2 separate regions of the Homo sapiens genome follow, and region 2 is linked to region 1. A link is an interaction called in ENCODE POLR2A ChIA-PET data of the cell type or tissue named here. Cell type or tissue: GM12878. All regions are shown on one strand.

Region 1 (4,000 bases):
AAGGGAATTTTCTGGTTGATTGTTATACGGTCCCCTCCATCAGTTTCCAAGGTAGTTTTATTTTTTACCCAAGGGTATAGTGAGGGCTTTCTTTTAGTAAGAAATAATGGTAGTGTGACTGCTTGGTTTGTGGTATACATTTTAAGGCAACCACTCTTTCTTTCAGGTACAGATATTTGGCAGCTTTAGTACAGGTCTTTATCTTCCAACTAGGTGAGTACCAGACTGCATGGCATGGGCTAGTGGGGGGCTGGGATGGTGTCTATGCAATATTAAGGGCTACAAATAGATTCTTTGTAATTGAGTCTAAGGCGAGAAATGCCAGCTAAAGGAAAAGACTGTGGTTACAGAGGGAAATTGGCAGAAAGATTTAATTTAGTGTTATGATGAATTCATTGCTTTGCATTTTTCCTCTCACACTTAATTTGTTGGGGTGCAAAAATGCTTCATGCTGGAAATATGAAGAAGACAGGTGGGAGGACTGTGGGAAGTAAACGCAATAGAAGACATTCTGCTGATATTTTAGGACATGTGTTTGAAAAATTGATCTTATGTTTTGATGAAGATTCAAGCAAAATTCTCTTTAAATAGTATTTTCTAAGTATTTTTACCTGATAGGAAAATGTCAAACAAGTTTGCATTCTAAAATACAAACTAGTATTTTCTCATTAAGGATTCTTGATAGCCAAATAAATTTCCTGTGCACTGTCTCATTAAAAGCTTACCTTCTATTAACCCACTGCTAGTTAGCATTTGGAGGCCGAAGAGGCTATAATCTCAGGATTTGGGGGTTGACATTAGCAGGGCCAGTGGGTAATTGAACAGGTTTGGGTATCCAGGAATCTCTGGGTCCGCAGGAGTGATCCAGCGTAGGCAGTGCCGGAGTAGGTGCTGGGAGAGCGGGGCCTCAGCCTGGTTTGGGGGCAGGCATTTTCATTTGAATCCCCTCACATACCTAGTGCTGTTGGGAGAATGATTTAACCTTCTTGCTTTCCATCTTATGCTACAAATATGGAAGTCTTCCCTTAAGTTCAGCGAGGACTTGCTGTAGTTCATGAACTGCACTTCACCTCCTTAGGGGCCATAGGCTAGTGGGATTGTGTCTTGGCCTTTGTGGGAGACACAGGCACATGTGCCTTGGTGCTTATCCTCCCCACACGAGTGTGTAGGCTGTGGCGAGGGGAGCAGTGGCTGACGTGCGTTTTCTTCTGTCAGCGACATAGACCTGGTGGTCTTCGGGAAATGGGAGCGTCCTCCTTTACAGCTGCTGGAGCAAGCCCTGCGGAAGCACAACGTGGCTGAGCCGTGTTCCATCAAAGTCCTTGACAAGGCTACGGTGAGTGCCTGGCTTTGGCCCCTCTGACCGGGCAGGAGCCTTGTCACATCCCAGGTGGTCACAGGATACGCCTGCGTCACGAGCTTGTGGTATTTTACACAGTTATTGGCTACAGTTTTGAAGATTAATCTGCTTCTGGTATAGACATGTGTTTTATGTTTTTGTTTCATAGTCGTGATCACCAACTGAGAACATGTTTAGTGACAGTCTGAACTTTTGGGACTTGTGAGCCCATTAAACTGTTCTTGGAATGAAAATATATGATTGTGTCTACTTGTGTTAGGATGAATAGGAAAGGAGAGTCATCTGAAACCGGACACTGACATTCAGGTGCTGCCCATTATGGAGAGTGTGGCTCAATGATTAAACCATGGTTTTTATGATTACCATTTGCTATGTTATGTTAAAGAGGAACAACTTAGCTGTTCCTTTCGTGGTTCCAAAAAATATACATATATGAAAAGCCTTTTATCTTTGGGGGAAGTTTGAAGATGAGACTGTTTCTGGTGTGTACTTGCTAAGGTTTATGTCAGTTCAAGATTATAAGCCCCCCAGGGACTATGAGGTACTTGCCTGTTGTATGACAGTTCTTAGCTCACCTGTGCGACCGGCTAGCATTTCATTTTTAAATTTGTGTGTCAACTTGTGTGTGATTCACATCCTTATAGTGTTTAGCAGAATGTAAGTTAAGGCAGGAGCTTCCTCCTGCCTGTGTGGTGATAGGGGAGGGGGCATTCACATGTTTCTCATTGTCAGGTGCTTTTGATTGAGGCTGGGGGCAAGTTTTAAAACATGATATATGCACTGAAAAGTGCACATGTACCAGGTGCACCTCTTGGTGAGAGTTAACGAAGTGCACATGCTCATGTCACTGTCATGTGGACCAGAGCGAGCAGGCAGCACCAGAGGTTCCCTCCAGGCCCAGGTTCCAGAAGGGGCTGTTGGCTCTTCTCATTAGCACGAGACAAGCCCTGGCCGGCCACTTTCTCAAATGCTTACGGGCCTTATTGCACTTAGCTCTCCCAGCCACTCTCATCAGCAGATGCTGTTGCTGTTCACATTTTACAGGTGAGGAAACTGAGATGCGGAGAGGTGAGGTCATTAGCCCAAGGTGGGTCAGCGGCATAGTCCAGGCCGCTGTTGTCTGCTGCTCCTCTGTGTGTGCCAAGGGGCAGCGGGGAGGTGGGTGGGAATCCTGACCAGGCGACCACCTTTGGAGTAGAGGAACTAAGGCGCGGCTGTCCTGAGGCCACACAGTAGGTTGAGCAGTTACAGTAACTGCTTAGTCCCAGTGACCTCGTTACTGTCGCATATTGGCTACTAAGTATCTTTTCCTCTGTTACCTGAGGGCCAGTGTAGACTGTAGGGAGAGCCTGGAGCCTGCCACTGCTCATTTCTGGGGAGCACTGTGCAGCCGGCCAGTCATGGGCACAAGAGACCCAGGGCGAGGGCTGAGTTTAAGGTGAAATCTTGTCTATTTGGAACAACAACCCAAAACTGTGTTACAGTGTTAACTCCTCACCTCCAGGATTTGGGGTTCCTGCCGTGAGTGAGTGTGTGCAAGAGTAGGGCAGGAGAGTGCCAGGAGTGATTGTGGGAAGGAGTCTATGAGATGGAAAGGAAGCTGCTTCCTAAACTGTGGGTGTCAGGGAGGCATAGCCATTGAGTGTTGGCTTCTTCCAAAGCAGTTTCTGATGAGTTCTTTGGGAAAGTATTTCTTTCTCTGCCTTCTTAAGAACATACTGGCCTCAGGGCTTACCCTGCCTGGTGGTCGCAGTGGTGTCCAGGTGACTCTGGCCCCACTGGCATGTCCTCACACGCTGAGTCCTTGGTTGGTTGCCCTCAAGTGTAGACATTAAAGCCCAGAATAGGTGTGTACTGAATGCACTGTCCCTACGTTGCCTATCACTGGCATTTGAACTTTTCGTTAGACACTGATTGTTTTGGTTAAAGGAATTCCTTTTTTTAATCCTTCAAGGCTGAAGGAAACAAAACATTGCCTTTTCTTCTGGAAGAATTCAGTTTTACTGGTGGGGTGGAGGGTGGGGCATGAGTGTGGTCTGGACAGTTGCTCAGGCAGATTTTGAATGCCATTCGGTGACAGTTCTTGTTGGTGAGAATATTTCTAAAATAGCCTTTTATTTGCTGAATTTTTTAGGGGAAAAATTTTTTTAGTAAAGTTGTCTTAAAGAGTGAAAACCCAAAGTAGAGAAACAATATCAGTATAACATACAATTTAAAAAATGGCTTCGAAGTTACATTAAATGATTTCAAAAATTCTGCCAAATAAAAGTCTGGGGCCAAGCACCTCTCTCCATCCCAGCACATAGGGTGGGCGTGGCAGAGACTAACTCCTGTTCCCTGTTGGCTCCCTCCCCTCACGTCTCTTTGATGCTTGGTCACCTCTGGTGCTGATCCAGGGCTACAGGGGCTGGGCAGAATGTGGGTCCTGCTGTGAGGGGCTGGGGCCTGGGAGTCGTCCTGGGTTCAGGGACTACTGATGCTGACAGTGTTCTCTGACCCCCTTTCATTACTAAGAAAAAACACCAAACCTCTGTACAGCTTTGGCAGCATTTTGATGCCTGGCTGTGGAGAGTCCTGCATGTTAAAGCAGTTTTTAAAATGAAATCTTTACAGGTACCAATAATAAAGCTCACAGATCAG
Region 2 (4,000 bases), 88 kb before region 1:
CTGCAGTGAGCCATGATTGCCCCACTGCACTCTAGCCTGAGTGACAGAGCAAGACCCTGTCTTGAAAAAAAAAAAAAAAGAGTTCCTTATTATCCTCTTAAGGTCTGTAGGATATGTAGTGATGTCCCCTCTTTCAATGTGTTATACACTTATATTAAAAAGAAAATTCAAACAGAGAATAACATTTTGCATTCTCTTTATAATTTTCTAATTTCTTGTCCTTTTATTTTAACTCCTTAAACCTTTAGTAAAATGCACCTAAGCCAGTGTGGTACAACAGAACGTGATCTTTCTTTTTTTTTTTTTAATTATACTTTAAGTTTTAGGGTACATGTGCACATTGTGCAGGTTAGTTACATATGTATACATGTGCCATGCTGGTGTGCTGCACCCACTAACTCGTCATCTAGCATTAGGTATATCTCCCAATGCTATCCCTCCCCCCTCCCCCCCACCCCACAACAGTCCCCAGAGTGTGATGTTCCCCTTCCTGTGTCCATGTGATCTCATTGTTCAATTCCCACCTATGAGTGAGAATATGCGGTGTTTGGTTTTTTGTTCTTGTGATAGTTTACTGAGAATGAACATGATCTTTCAATTGCCCCGATTTACATTTAAGCTCAGCCACTCACTAGCTTGTGGCCTTGAGCAACTTACTTTACCACTCTGAGTCTTAATTTTATCCTCTATCAAATGTGGATAAGAGTGCCTCTGCCTGGTTAGCTGAGCTGGGGGCAAGGAGTTGCTGGGGGAATTGGGGGTGGGGCTAGCAGGTGAAAGTGCTCAGTGAATGGAAGCCATTGCAATGGTGATGGATGATGTGATGATGTGTTCCAAATCTTATTACTTAGACTAGGACTAGTTAATGGTTTTAGGATAGTGGAAATCTTGAGAGCCTCTTGAAGCCCCTAGTTTTCTCAAATTCAGTGTATTCTGTTTTATATTGCATGTAAGTAGAATCTGGAGTTTGTACACTGTGGTAAACATGATTGAAACGTGGTAATGCTTTATTGAAAAATCTGCTTTTTGGCTGGATACAGTGGCTCACGCCTATAATCCCAACATTTTGGGACAACAAGGCAGGAAGATCACTTGAGGTCGAAGTTTGAGACCAGCCTGAGCAACAGATTGAGACTTGGTCTCTACAAAATAATAATAATAATAATAATAAGTGTGGTGGCACATGCTTGTAGTCCCAGCTACTCGAGAGGCTGGGACAGGAAGATCGCTTAAGCCCTGGAGCTCAAGGCCGCAGTGAGCCATGATCAAGCCACTGTACTGCAGCCTGGGCAACACAGCAAGAACCTGTCTCAAAAAATAAAATTAAAATCAAAATCCACTTTTAGCTTAGATATAATAAATTAGTATAAATGTTACTGAGGATGACATTTGTACAAGAAAGTAAGATTTAAAACCCAAATCATTTAAGATAGGATTACAGAAATGATTATCTTTAATTTTTTAAAAAATTGTGCCTGTTTCTTGTTTCCTAAGGTGCTTAATTTACCCATTTCTGATGCGAGGAGGAAAGCCTATGCCACTGTTGGCGTGTACAATGGCGATTATGTTCTGTACCTGTAACGGCTATTTGCAAAGCAGATACTTGAGCCATTGTGCAGTGTATGCTGATGACTGGGTAACAGATCCCCGTTTTCTAATAGGTGAGTGTCCACAGCAGTGAACTCCGCCTTGTTCACATCATTGCTTTTATATTGATGTCCCAGTGGTTTCTAATGAGAAAGTCCAAGCTTCCTGTGAGAACAAAGACAACAGAGAAAGCAGCAGCACCCCGGAGTCCCATGGGAGAGCCCAGCTGTCTCAGCACAGCTGGGGGCAGAGAGGTGACGCAGGTGCTGGGCACCTTCCCCCGCACGGGCAGGCACTGAAGCACAGGTGCCTGGTCAGGCCAAGAACCCAAAAATAGCAGTGGGCTGTAGCAGAATGAGCAGGGACTAAAGATTGAGACCCTTTGGCCACTCATTGACCACATAATCTCCTGCGGTTCCTTCCATGACATGAGGAAAACCCAGACTGGGTTAGCTTCCTACAGTGCAGCTTCTGTGATTCTATGAACTTGAATCAACTTTTAGGTCTATGAAGTTGTTGAATTTTTTTATTTGTATCAGTTAATGTGAATTAATGTACATTTTCAACCTCTAATTATAACTTTTTAAGTTCTAAGCAAAAATGAAAATAAAACAGCCATCAAAAATATTTGCAAGAGCATTAAAAATTAACACTCTGGCTGGGTGCAGTGGCTCACACTGTAATCCTAGCACTTTGGGAGGCTGAGGTGGGCAGATGACTTGAATCCAGGAGTTCAAGACCAGCCTGGGCAACATGGCGAAACTCCAGCTCTACAAAAAATACAAAAACGTAGCTGGGCATGGTGACACGCACCATGGTCCCAGCTTACTCAGAGGCACTGAGGTGGGAGGATCACCTGAGGCCAGGAGATCAAGGCTGCAGTAAGCCATGATTGTGCCACTGCGTTCCAGCCTGGGTGACAGAGTGAGACTCTGTCTCAAAAAAAAAAAAAAAAAAAACTCAGGGATCTTATATATAAGAAAGGTTCTTCTATATATTTGTTTAGTCTATCCTAGCATTTAGATATTAAACCATACTGAGGTGTTGCTTACAATGGTAGCATGCTAAAAGTCTGAAGTCAGTCTGTCAGATTTGCAAACTACCCTGCAGTGCTTCACCTTAAGCTACATAAAGTGACCTTACATTGCATTGTGCTTTTTCTCCATGTGTATTAATTTATAATCATAGAAATAAACTAACACTTGGATAGTACTTTGTTGCTGAGAGATCCCTTTCACATTTCTCAGCCATGTTTTTTGTTGGTGAATTAGAATTTTATTCCAAGGTTTCATCATACCTGAGGATCGTTACAGTGAGACACCTGTCCCTCCTCTACAAAAGGAGGGTTGGCTGAGAAGGCGTTTCAAGATCCTTTTCTAGCTCCAGAGTCTGTGCCTCCATGAAATGCTAGACTAAATTCTTTGGTACTAAACTGTTGTACACTACCCCCAAATATCTTCTTGGTTTACCTGCTTTTTGACTACTTTATTTTCTTCTGCCCTACCTGTCAAGAGGAAGAACAGGCTTTTGAGTTCCTGTGCAGATCACACGATTTATGCCTCCCCATGTTCTCTGAGGCAGAAAGGATGTCCCTAAGATGTGAAAGGTCAGAAGAGTTACACAGCTGGCCCAAGACATCTAGACGCAGTGAATGGCAGAGCGGTGATTTCCACCACCTCACCAAGCTGAGCTTCCGCAAGTGGTAACAAGGAATAAGAGGAAGGGGAATTTCTTTCTTTTTTTCTTTTTAACTAAAGATACAGATTTTAAATGTTTGCCAGAGAGTCTCATGGGACTCACCTCTATGGTGAACAACAACAGAAGAACCCTCCTGTTTAAAGTAGCTCCGCAGATGGTTCGCATCACGTAGAGGTGACTGTGAAGCTGGTCAGAGATTCCAAACACCAATCAATTGTAGACAGACCTCTTGACTTCTCTACAATTAAACAGAAGGATTTGAAAAGGAAAAAATATGCCAAGTGGAAGACAATCTAGGTTACCTTTTGTGTGTTATATTTATTGCCTAGAGTTTATTGTTTTTGTGAGGAAACAGACGTGAAATTACATAAATAAGTAATTATGCCTACTGTAGTTACCATGAAGTAATAAGCAAATAATAATAATATATTTTTTTTTTTGAGATGGAGTTTCTCTATCGCCCAGGCTGGAGTGCAGAGGTGCAATCTCGGCTCACTGCAACCTCTGCCTCCTGAGTTCAAGAGATTCTCCTGCCTCAGCCTCCCGAGTAGCTGGGACTATAGGTGCATGCCACTATGCCCAACTAATTTTTTTTATTTTTTTTAGTAAAGACAGGGTTTCATCATGTTGGCCAGACTGGTCTTGGACTCCTGACCTCAGGTGATTCACCCGCCTCAGCCTCCCAAAGTGGTGGGATTACAGGTGTGAGCCACCA

Evidence for each region. Peaks named below come from ENCODE experiments on the same cell type or tissue, not always from the same donor. Only the 100,000 strongest peaks of a DNase experiment are listed, where the experiment ranks them.
Region 2: POLR2A ChIA-PET joins it to region 1 with 7 read pairs; 4 of 35 experiments call an interaction of 5 or more read pairs at or near these places.

Annotation. Positions count from the first base shown.
Region 1 is chr5:6,738,517-6,742,516 of GRCh38, forward strand. TENT4A (terminal nucleotidyltransferase 4A) reads left to right here. Exons shown (of 13, transcript NM_006999.6): 3 at 167-213; 4 at 1,216-1,336; 5 at 3,974-4,000. Among named protein-coding and RNA genes, the nearest start is that of TENT4A, 27 kb to the left of the region's middle. In GM12878, no CTCF peak of the experiment used is centred here; no DNase peak of the experiment used is centred here; H3K4me3 peaks cover 81 bases; H3K27ac peaks cover 436 bases.
Region 2 is chr5:6,650,348-6,654,347 of GRCh38, forward strand. SRD5A1 (steroid 5 alpha-reductase 1) reads left to right here. Exons shown (of 5, transcript NM_001047.4): 2 at 1,495-1,661. Among named protein-coding and RNA genes, the nearest start is that of SRD5A1, 19 kb to the left of the region's middle. In GM12878, no CTCF peak of the experiment used is centred here; a DNase peak (open chromatin) is centred at 1,864.